4 separate regions of the Homo sapiens genome follow, and all the other regions are linked to region 4. A link is a contact called in ENCODE Hi-C or POLR2A ChIA-PET data. All regions are on one chromosome and are shown on one strand. Each heading gives the region's core, a stretch centred on a gene start or an enhancer-like site at or near the end of the contact. The rest is flanking DNA. Distances are from core to core; before and after follow the strand shown. Region 1 overlaps KIF3B (kinesin family member 3B). Region 2 holds the start of ID1 (inhibitor of DNA binding 1). Region 3 holds the start of HM13-AS1 (HM13 antisense RNA 1). Region 4 overlaps TTLL9 (tubulin tyrosine ligase like 9).

Region 1 (2,700 bases), core at 58-2,557, 390 kb after region 4:
TTGTAATCCCAGCACTTTGGGAGGTCAAGGCAGGAGGATCACTGGAGGCCAGGAGTCCGAGACCAACCTGGGCAAAACAGTGAGACCTCCTCTGTATTTTTAAAAACAGAAGAAGAAGAAGAAAACAACAACAATAACAAGGCCCAGATCTAATAAATCAGAGCCTGCCTTTTACCAAGATCCCGGATGTTTCCTGTGCACATTAAAAGTTTGAGATGCTCTCACCTAGGTAATCAGTAGCAAAACTAAGACTTACCAATGATAATGACAATGAAGGTAATAGTCGTAGCTAAGATACATTAGCCAAGCACTGTTGTAAGCACTTTACACATGTTGTTTCATTTAGATTTAGACCTCACACCAATCCTGTAACACAGATTTCCAGAAGAGGAAAGTAGAGGCTCAGAAAAGTTCAGTAACTTCCTGACATCTGCTGACTCCAAGTCTATTGCTCTTTCTACCATTCATTCGCGTGTTCATCTGTTTTTCAGGTGGGCAGTGACCACATCTTAGCTGTCTTGTCAAAGGCCTTTCTCTTCCATACCTGCATAACTAATTTTAAATGATGACCAAAAAAAAAAAAAAAAACAGTGACTTGAAAGAATGTTTGAGAAAATCAAGGGAAAAACTTCTGAGCTAGATGGGTGTCAGTTACTTGACTGATGAGGCCGCAAACAGATATCTCATTTGGTCAGATAAGCTACCTCTCACACTTCTTAGTGATCTAACTTCAGGGTCCGAACAGCTGAAGCAGGTAGGAACTGTGAGCTTGTATTCTGAGTCATTTAGCTCTAAGCTGTTTCTTGATTCTGGTGATAAATATCTACACTGGGTGAGAAGATAGTGGATAAAGTCCCATATAACACCTGCCAACTAATTGTTAAAACATTCCATCTCACTGTGCCTCAGTTTTCTCTCTCTGCCCTGTGGGCTCATTATTTTCCTTTCAACACCTCCTGTCTTTCTAGACTCTCAGAAAGATATATTGGTCGAGGACTATGCCATTATAGGAAATTTTGACCTGAAAGGATGGTGGGAACTGGGTAAAGGCAGGATTCTATCAATTCTGCTACTTGCTGTGTGACTTGGAGCAAGTGACTCAACCTCTCTAGGCCTCTGTCTTGCGCATACATATATATATGTAAAATAAAGATATAGGACAGTTCTTCCCAAAGCCCTTCCAGCCCTGCCCACAAGACTGAACCTTGAGTTGGGTGATATTTTGTTCTTTCTTGGTGACTTCATACTGAGCTTTCTCCCAGACCTTTCGGGTGTGGCTTTTAGAGCGTATTTCTTGGCAGTCAGAGAGCATTACAATCAGCTCATCTTATCAGCATCACACATCTGCACAGCAGCTTGGGATGTTCATGTTTAAGGTTCAGTTAATCATGGTGACACATTGTGTCTTCTCACTTTGTCACACTGATTGCGGACATTGAGCTCTTCACACAGGAAGATCTATCTTTAGCATGCTGATTTATTTAACTCATAATTTGCATTAGAGAGGGAACCAGTGATAATCATGGTGGGTGTGGCTTTTATTTTTAAAGTTTTTGGCAAGACATTTGCAGCACTTGCATTTTGTCATGCTTGAATATAGTCTATAAATGGAAATGGGTTCAAGTGAAATAGAAATTGCCATAGATTATTGGGAGCTTGGGACTTAACCACTCTGGAGTCCTTCATATCACCTTCAGCAGTGCTTTCAGGAAGGGCTTGCTTGGCCTTTTGTGTGTGACATAAATTAAACAGAAACTAAAAGCTCATAGCACAATCTCTAGCAGCTTAGCAGACTACAGTAATCATTACTTTGTAACACATTTCAGAACATAAGCAAAAAATCTAGCTGGCAAATCATAAAAGATTCCATCTAGGTAAGATAAAATATCAGTTCAAGTTACCTAAAGATAACCACAAGAAGATAGTCCTTGGTGGAAGTAGTTACTGGTTTTGCAAGATCTGCAATAATAAGTTAGACTCTGGCCTAAGAAATATATGTAATGTTTTTCCTTATTCTTCAATTGTCAGCCTTTTAAAAATATATAATTTTTTCCGATTATAAAAATAATAAACTTCCATTGAGTAAAAAAATGAGGAAAATACTGAACAGATTAAATAAGGCTGACTTTAAGATCCACCACTGAGAAATAACTACTGTTAACATTTTACTGTCCATATACAAATGTATTCCTAAATACATTTTATCTCATAGGCTTGCAGTTCTCACCTGTTTCCTCCATTGTTGTTATTTAGGCCATTTTCAACATTTAAACATTATGAGTAATGCTTCAGAGAACATCTTAATGATGATTATTTTGTGTAAACCTTTGTCTGCACTGCTGATGATTTCTTTAAACTAGGTCCTTTAATGTTAAAAATTTTAAATTACAAAGGCAACCCCCCTTAAATAATGTTTTTAACATGGCAGTGTTAACCTAAAGCTGAAAAGACAGACAGAATTACAATTTGGTTGGGGAATTTACCCATGGTGATGGTATCCTAACTCAGGTTTTAGCTTACTTGACTACTTGCAAGTATATTTTTAGAAAGTTGTATTCAAAGCATATTTCCCATTTTCTATTTGGAAATGTTTGCTTAACATTATTTCATAACCATTTTTCCATATTTTTGTACTTATTTATTTCAATTTTTGTTTCATTTTATTTTTGTAGAAACAGGGTCTCACTATGTTGCTCAGGC
Region 2 (2,746 bases), core at 77-2,576, 290 kb before region 4:
TTATTATTTAAACACCAAGCAGATATTAAATATTAGGGCTCAGAGAGGGCATGCGACCCGCCTGAATTCACTCAGCTGCAGAGCTGGAAAGAGAACTCAGGCCTTTTTCCCCACGCTGGAAGGGGTAGCTGGGGCGGAGAGGTGGGGGGAGCGGTGAAGAAACCCCAAGCGGCCCAAGCTGTGGGTCTGGGTTGGGAGACTCGCAGGTGTGGGGCGGGGAGGTAAGGTGACCCTTGCTCAGCGACCGCGCCCGCAAGAAACGCATTCCCAGGCCTCCCGCCCGGGGTCTGCAGGTGACGGGCTGGGGGGAGCACGGGAACTAGCTAGACCAGTTTGTCGTCTCCATGGCGACCGCCCGCGCGGCGCCAGCCTGACAGTCCGTCCGGGTTTTATGAATGGGTGACGTCACAGGCCTGGCGTCTAACGGTCTGAGCCGCTGGTTCAGACGCTGACACAGACCGGCCCGGGAAGGGAGGGGGGAGACTGTAGCTCCGCAGCTGCCGCGCCGTGGGAGGGAGACCCTGCTCTGAGGTCTTTGAGAAGAAAATTTAAAAAGCAGCCAAAAATGGGAAAAAACATTAAAAAATCACGAACTGTTGCAGGTTCAGGAAATTTTTGCAAGGAGCTGCAAATTCAAGGTGGAATCGAATGCAGCCTCACTCCACTGCGCTCTATCTAGTTCACTTCCCAGCCACCCAGCCCCAAACTTACTAGACTTTCCCGAATTAATTGCTCCCACCCGGGAGGGATCTGGGTAGGCCCTCCGGGTCTCAGGAACACGAACAGCAACATTATTTAGGAATTGAGAAAGCCCAGGGGAGCAGATGTAAAGGAGCGCCCGCTTTAAATTTCGGTCCTGATATTTGTAGATCAGGGTCCGAGAAGCATCTTCCAAGAGGGTCCGGAAACCCAGGCTCTCTGGGCTATCCAGAGCCAGCCGCTTCTCCGTTCGGGCCTCAATTTCTCTCATCTGTGAAATGGAGCTGGAGAAGTGAGAAAGTGAATATGGGAAAAACTGATTCCTGAGGTCTTTTCATTATAAGGCAATGCCTGCTTAGCTTCCTTGCCTCCTTCCAGAGGAGCCCAGTGCGGCCCTCGCCTCTACCCGCTGCCCTGCCCGGTGCCCTGCCACCGACCCACCCTTGCTGTTCTGAAACCCGGGTCGTCTTTCCACACTGCGAGCAGGCACTAGACGAGCAGGAGGCTGGACCTAGGAGCGCGGGTCACGCCCCCATGCCGCCCATTGGCTGCTTTTGAACGTTCTGAGCCCGCCCCTCCGGGGGCCGTGGCGTGTTTATAAAAGACAAGCTGTGGCTCCGCACTCTCATTCCACGTTCTTAACTGTTCCATTTTCCGTATCTGCTTCGGGCTTCCACCTCATTTTTTTCGCTTTGCCCATTCTGTTTCAGCCAGTCGCCAAGAATCATGAAAGTCGCCAGTGGCAGCACCGCCACCGCCGCCGCGGGCCCCAGCTGCGCGCTGAAGGCCGGCAAGACAGCGAGCGGTGCGGGCGAGGTGGTGCGCTGTCTGTCTGAGCAGAGCGTGGCCATCTCGCGCTGCGCCGGGGGCGCCGGGGCGCGCCTGCCTGCCCTGCTGGACGAGCAGCAGGTAAACGTGCTGCTCTACGACATGAACGGCTGTTACTCACGCCTCAAGGAGCTGGTGCCCACCCTGCCCCAGAACCGCAAGGTGAGCAAGGTGGAGATTCTCCAGCACGTCATCGACTACATCAGGGACCTTCAGTTGGAGCTGAACTCGGAATCCGAAGTTGGAACCCCCGGGGGCCGAGGGCTGCCGGTCCGGGCTCCGCTCAGCACCCTCAACGGCGAGATCAGCGCCCTGACGGCCGAGGTGAGATCCAGATCCGACCACTAGATCATCCTTATACCGACGGGGAAACGGAGGCCAGAGAGGGCGTGGGCGCTTGCACCACTTCCGTCCCATCCTTGCGGGTACCTGGCTATGCGGGGGTGCCTAAGGAGCCTGGAAAAAGCGCTCCCCCGTCGTGCTTCCTGGGGAAGGGGGCGTTCGCTGCGCTCGGAGCGGCGTCCCTTCCAACCCGCCGGTCTCATTTCTTCTCGTTTTCACAGGCGGCATGCGTTCCTGCGGACGATCGCATCTTGTGTCGCTGAAGCGCCTCCCCCAGGGACCGGCGGACCCCAGCCATCCAGGGGGCAAGAGGAATTACGTGCTCTGTGGGTCTCCCCCAACGCGCCTCGCCGGATCTGAGGGAGAACAAGACCGATCGGCGGCCACTGCGCCCTTAACTGCATCCAGCCTGGGGCTGAGGCTGAGGCACTGGCGAGGAGAGGGCGCTCCTCTCTGCACACCTACTAGTCACCAGAGACTTTAGGGGGTGGGATTCCACTCGTGTGTTTCTATTTTTTGAAAAGCAGACATTTTAAAAAATGGTCACGTTTGGTGCTTCTCAGATTTCTGAGGAAATTGCTTTGTATTGTATATTACAATGATCACCGACTGAAAATATTGTTTTACAATAGTTCTGTGGGGCTGTTTTTTTGTTATTAAACAAATAATTTAGATGGTGGTAAAGTTGTAGTGACTTCTTGGGTTGAGGGGAGGGGCCTGGGCTGGGGGTTGACCCCTGACCCTCTTCACAGCTGGTTCTGGGAGGAGAATTGGAGGGCTACATCTGGATTGTTGCTCTTACCGGCCTGAATGAGTGTTTCCGGTGTCTTTAAAGTCTATTCTTCCCCCACCATCCCTGCCCATTTCCCTGCTCCCC
Region 3 (2,700 bases), core at 124-2,623, 320 kb before region 4:
GCTTGCAGTAAGCCGAGAGAGGCAGGCGGATCACAAAGTCAGGAGTTCGAGACCAGCCTGGCCAATATGGTGAAACCCCGACTCTACTAAAAATACAAAAATTAGCCTGGCATGGTGGCAGGCGACTGTAGTCCCAGCTACTCAGGAGGCTGAGGTGGGAGAATCACTTGAACCCAAGAGGCGGAGGTTGCAGTGAGCCAAGATTGCACCACCGCACTCCAGCCTGGGGGACAGAGTGAGACTCCGTCTCAAAAAAAAAAAAATTATTCAGTGAAAGTGGATCATCATAAATAAAGATCTTCATCCTGGTCTCTGTGTTGAGGAAGAGGAGGGGGTTGGTCTTGGTGTCTCAGGGGTGGCAGAGGTAGAAAAAAAGTCCACGTTTAAGTGCACCTGCACAATTGAAACCCGTGTTCAAGTTTCAAATGTATCTTAAGATTTACTTAATCGTTGTAACAACACTTTGAGGTACCTACATCATTCTTACGATGGGGAAACTGAGGCAGAGACCGTAAGGGCGGGCCCAGGGGGCATGTGAACCCAGAGTGTCTGGCTTCCAAGACTCGTATTCACCGTGGTGCCGTTTGACATGATCAGGATAATGGATCCCTGGTTCCTTTTGGGGGCAGCATTGGAGAAGGGGGTTTGGCACCGTCAGTCTGACAGCAGGGCTGGCTCCTGCAGTGTGAATGAAGCGGTCTTGTGCTCGACTGTGAAGGGGGGTTAGGACCTGCTTCCCAGGGCGGGTCCAGCTTTCTGAGGGAAAGCCTTCAGAGCCTCCATCAGGCCGGCACCAGGTACCAGTTAAGCACTGGGCAGGGAACAGAAGTGGTCAAACGCCGCTTGCCGCGACTTGAAACTGCTGAATAAATGGATAATGTCAAGCGCTATGGCTTAGGGCAGTAGTACCTCCGGTTCCTACGATCGTGTCTGGGGTCCCTGAGGAGCAAGGCAAGAGTCGGCCATTCAGGAGGTCAGAGTTCAGCTGTTCTTGCACAAGCAGGGAAGCTGAGTCACCCCAAACACGGGCAAGACTAGCGGTGGTATCAAATGGCTATCAGGGGCGGGGCCTCAGGGGCCTGCCCCTGCCTCCCCGCCCTGCGTTTGGATTCCCTCCAGCATTCCGGGCCAGGGCGCGGGAGGCGGAGGCCGAGGAGAGGACGGGAGGAGGCTGCATCCTGCCCTGGTGCGTCAGGAAGGGCCGAGCGAGCGGGAAGGAAAGCACCACCCCCCACCCCCGCCGCGGCCACACCTGGGTTCTCCAGGCGGGCAGGGGGGCCCCCGGGCCGGCGCCTGGCTCCAGCAAGTCTGGGCCGCCTCCCCGCGCCGCCCCGCGGGGGCCGCCAGATGGGCTGCCCGCCCGCCAGCTCAGCGACGCAGGCAGGAAACGCCGGCCGGGCTGCCAGGAACGCGCGCAGGGGAGGGGGCGGGCCCGGCCGGGCCACGCCCGCCGGAGGGGAAGGAGGGGCCAAGCACCGCCCGGCGGGGACTGGTGAGCTCCAAGAGCCTGCGATCCCGGTCCCTGCCTTTACTAGATGGGTTTCCTTGGGTAGGTCGTTTTACTTCTCTGTGCCTCACTTTCCCTACCTGTAAAGCGGGGCTGCCTGTCTCCGCTCTTTTTCCCTTTTCTCTTTTATTTGTGCAGCAGGGTTTCACTCTGTCGCCCAGGCTGAAGTGCAGTGGCGCGATCACGGCCCACTGCAACCTCGACCTCCTGGGCTCAAGCGATCCTCCCACCTCAGGTGGGAATATAGGTGTGTCCCACCACGCCTGGCTTTTTTTTTTTTCCCCTAGTTGAAACGGCGGTTCTCACTCTTGCTCAGGCTGGTCTCGAACTCAGGCTCAAGCAATCTTCCCACCTCGGCCTCCCAAAGTGCTGGGATTAGAGGCGTGAGCCACCGCGCCGTGCCTCAGCTATTTTCGTGTGACCGTGTGATCTCAGGACACTTTCTTTCCCTTCTCTTCCTTGGTTTTCTTACCTGAAAAATGGGGTGAACAATTGAACCTCCCTCAACCATGGGCTAAGCCTTTGTTTTCCTCTCCACCGTAGCCCCAACACTTGGCCCATTGCCTGAAACATGAAGGCACTCAGTATTTGTTGTAAGAGTGACTATAAAGGTTTGGGACAATCCTGAGGGCCTGGCTACAGCAGGCACTTCATAAATGGACACAAATTATCAAATTACCTAGAGTCTAATGTTTACCAACCTGCGGCTTCAGGCAAGTGACTTCCCATCTCTGAGCTTCACTTTCCTCGTCTACATAATGGCTGTGAGGATTAAGTAAAATAAATAAATACATGGAAATCACACATAGTGTGTTCTCAATAGATATTTATGGAAGAGTCTCCAAAATATTAAAAAAAGGGAGATACTATTTTGAGTAAATTTGAGGGCAAGGAATATACAAAGGAGTTAGGTGGCTTGGAAGAAGATTTTTGCTATATATGTAAACTAAGCTGTGTGTGGGTGGGTATTTTGCTTGTTGGTTTTTGAGACAGGCTCTCACTGTAGTCCAGGCTGGAGTGCAGTGTGGCAGTCATAGCTCACTGTAACCTTGAACTCCTGCACTCAAGCCATCCTCCCACTTCAGCCTCCTGAGTAGTTAGGACTACAGGTGCGTGCTACCACACCCTGCTCACTTTGCATTTTTTTTTTATTTTATTTATTTATTTTTTTGAGACATAGTCTCGCTGTGTCG
Region 4 (2,700 bases), core at 157-2,656:
TCTTGAACTTCAGTTATATGTATGTTAGACTGCTTGATATTATCTCACGAGTCACTGAGGTTCTGTTCATGTATAAATTTTTTCTCTAATTCAATTTGAACAATTTCAATTAGACTGTTTTCAAATGTACGGTTTTTCCTTCTCAATGCCTAGTCTCTTGTTAAGCACATCCATTGAACTTTCAATTTCAGATATTATAGTTTTCCCTTCTAGAATTTCCATTTGGTTCTTTTTTTTTTTTTTTTTTTTTTTGAGACAGGGTCTTGCTCTGTCACACAGGCTGGAGTGCAGTGGTGCGATCATGGCTCACTGCAGCTTTAACCTCCTGGGCTCAAGTGATCCTCCCACCTCAGCTCCCCAGGTAGCTGGGACTACAGGCACGTACCACCATGCCTGGCTAATTTTAAAACTTTGTGTAGAAATGGGGTCTCACTGTGTTGCACAGGCTGGTCTTGAACTCCTGGGTGATCCTGCCACCTCAGCCTCCCAAAGTATTGGGATTACAGGTATGAGCCACTTGGCCATTTGGTTCTTTTCTGCAGTAACTCATCTATTCACACATTGTATCCATCTTTTCCCATAAATCCTATAACATATTTATAATAATTTTTAAATTTCTTCTCTAATGATTCTGATAACTGGGTCATTTATGGGTTTATTTCAGTTGGCTCTTTTTCCTCTTGATTATGTATTACATTTCCCTGCTTTGCTATTGCATGTGTTATATTTTTAGAACTGCACTCTGGATATTGTGTATGAAAAACAATTGTATATCATAATTTTTTAGTCTTTATATACATATACATATATACACATACATACACACACTTTATATATATATACATGTATATACACACACACACACACACACACACATACGTACACACACTTTATAGAGTATGCGAGCTCCTTCCTCTGACTAGCAGGTTTAGGGGCTGATCATTCAGATTCCTCCTAAAGCTGAGTTGAACATGGGTTGGGCTGCAGCTTTAATTAAATTGCGTGTACTCCAATCCAACCTCCTTCACTGCCGTCTTGAGCTTGTTAGTATTTGAGCTATGTGGGGCTGCAGTGCTGATTATTGTTTAATTTATTTTTATTTTTAGAGACAGTGTCTCACTATGTTGCCCAGTCTGGTCTCCAACTCCAGTTTTTCATCCATCAACATAAAAAAATAGAGACAAATCTCCAAGTAAAAAGGTTTTATTTGGGAATAATATACAAGAAGTAGAACTGCAATCCAGGATGTCCACATAGACTAGGGCAGCCCCCAGCATGTCTGAGAACAAAGGAAAAGTTTAGGGTTCTCTTGGGGAAAGAGGAGATTTACGTAAGTTGTTTCAAAAGAAAGTTCATTGGCGCTAGCAGTGTTTTTTATGAGAGCTGGCGAGTTCAGTAGCAGATTGGTGAGTGTCAGTAGTTGCTAGGTAGGACTTGGAGTCTCGGAGTTCTTGTTAGGCCCTTGCAGTTTTGGATTGGGCCTGAGAAACCGTGTCAGGCTAGTGTTCCTGTGTTAGCTGCTAGCTGCCCTTGTGCTGTTAGCAGTACTCTTGTCTCATGTGGGAAGCTGTGGTTTGGAAAATGTTCTTGTGAAAGTTCTTATTATCTGGCAAATCATGCATGAGACTCCTCCCTTCATGACCTTTCCTGGCTCTGTATTTTTATTTTTTTACTTTTTATTTTTTGAGATGGAGTCTCACTCTGTAGCCCAGGCTGGAGAGCAGTGGTGTGATCTCGGCTCACTGCAGGCTCTGCTTCCCAGGTTCCAACGATTCTCCTGCCTCAGCCTCCCGGGTAGCTGGGATTACAGGCACATGCCACCATGCCCGGCTAGAAGCTGGGAAAGGCAAGGAAACAAATTCTCCCATAGAGCCTCCAAAAGGAATGCAGCCATGCCAACCCATTTCAGTCCCTCTGCCTTCTGGAACAGTAAGGTTATTCATGTATTTATTTATTTATTTATTTATTTATTTATTTATTTATTTATTGAGACAGGGTCTCGCTCTCTTGCCCAGGCTGGAGTGCAGTGGCACAGTCTCGGCACACTGCAACTTCCATCTCCCGGGTTCAAGCGATTCTCCTGCCTCAGACTCCCCAGTAGCTGGGATTACAGGCACCAGCCACCATGCCCGGCTAATGTTTGTATTTTTAGTAGAGATGGGGTTTCACCATGTTGTCCAGGCTGGTCTGGAACTCCTGATCTCAGGTGTTCTGCCTGCCTCAGCCTCCCAGAGTGCTATGATTACAGGCATGAGCCACTGCGCCCGGCCTGATTTTTTTGTATTTTTAGTAGAGACGCGGTTTCACCATGTTGGTCAGGCTGGTCTCCAGCTCCTGACCTCAAATGATCTGCCCGCCTCAGCCTCCCGAAGAGCTGGGATTATAGGCGTGAGCCACCTAGCCCGGCCCCCTGGCCCTATTTTGCCAGGGTTTGACACAAGTGATTCCATTTTGAATCTGACAACTTTCACACACCACTAATTATAATGTTAGCTCGAGTTTTTTTAAGATGCTTTTATCAAGTTGATGAAGTTCCTCTCAGAGTTTTTAAATGAATGAGTGTTTAATTTTTGTCAAATGCCTTTTCTGCATCAATTGATATAATCATGTGATTTCTCCATTTTAGTCTGTTAATATGACTGATTACATTGTTTTTTTTGTTGTTGTTTTGGTTTTTTTTGAGACAGTCTCTCTCTGTCG

The links. A loop is a pair of places that touch in the nucleus more often than their neighbours do. ChIA-PET counts read pairs that join two places held with the same protein, here RNA polymerase II (POLR2A). Pooled maps may share reads with other maps.
Region 1: a pooled map shows a loop between it and region 4 (4-fold over the local background). The contact joins two enhancer-like sites. A Hi-C loop is called at or near these places in 6 of 50 pooled maps. POLR2A ChIA-PET finds 5 or more read pairs at or near these places in 2 of 52 experiments (activated CD8-positive, alpha-beta memory T cell and activated naive CD4-positive, alpha-beta T cell).
Region 2: a loop to region 4 is called in a pooled map, with 2.9 times the contacts of the local background. The contact joins the promoter of ID1 here to the enhancer-like site in region 4. A Hi-C loop is called at or near these places in 4 of 50 pooled maps. POLR2A ChIA-PET finds 5 or more read pairs at or near these places in 2 of 52 experiments (MCF 10A and T-cell).
Region 3: a loop to region 4 is called in a pooled map, with 4 times the contacts of the local background. The contact joins the promoter of HM13-AS1 here to the enhancer-like site in region 4. A Hi-C loop is called at or near these places in 4 of 50 pooled maps. POLR2A ChIA-PET finds 5 or more read pairs at or near these places in 3 of 52 experiments (Caco-2, activated CD4-positive, alpha-beta T cell and activated CD8-positive, alpha-beta memory T cell).

Annotation. Positions count from the first base shown.
Region 1 is chr20:32,284,529-32,287,228 of GRCh38, forward strand. All of the region lies in intron 1 of KIF3B (kinesin family member 3B), which reads left to right. Among named protein-coding and RNA genes, the nearest start is that of KIF3B, 8.2 kb to the left of the region's middle. Within about 2 kb of position 1,308, at least 10 of the 41 ENCODE cell types and tissues checked have a DNase peak (open chromatin) inside an H3K27ac peak, as active enhancers do.
Region 2 is chr20:31,603,963-31,606,708 of GRCh38, forward strand. It overlaps ID1 (inhibitor of DNA binding 1), which reads left to right and starts at 1,327. Exons shown (of 2, transcript NM_002165.4): 1 at 1,327-1,851; 2 at 2,091-2,548. The coding sequence starts at 1,426. The coding sequence ends at 2,132. It overlaps LOC105372588 (a long non-coding RNA gene), which reads right to left and starts at 1,233. Exons shown (of 2, transcript XR_936669.2): 1 at 1,141-1,233; 2 at 729-983. RefSeq lists enhancers at 1-789, 525-704, 1,094-1,764, 1,765-2,434, 2,481-2,746.
Region 3 is chr20:31,571,890-31,574,589 of GRCh38, forward strand. HM13-AS1 (HM13 antisense RNA 1) reads right to left here and starts at 1,374. Exons shown (of 3, transcript NR_046853.2): 1 at 1,253-1,374; 2 at 910-1,034. LOC107985416 (a long non-coding RNA gene) reads left to right here and starts at 1,121. Exons shown (of 3, transcript XR_005647051.2): 1 at 1,121-1,549. RefSeq lists an enhancer at 731-1,272 and a silencer at 1,074-1,653.
Region 4 is chr20:31,893,870-31,896,569 of GRCh38, forward strand. All of the region lies in intron 3 of TTLL9 (tubulin tyrosine ligase like 9), which reads left to right. Among named protein-coding and RNA genes, the nearest start is that of TTLL9, 25 kb to the left of the region's middle. RefSeq lists an enhancer at 1,217-1,266. Within about 2 kb of position 1,407, at least 14 of the 41 ENCODE cell types and tissues checked have a DNase peak (open chromatin) inside an H3K27ac peak, as active enhancers do.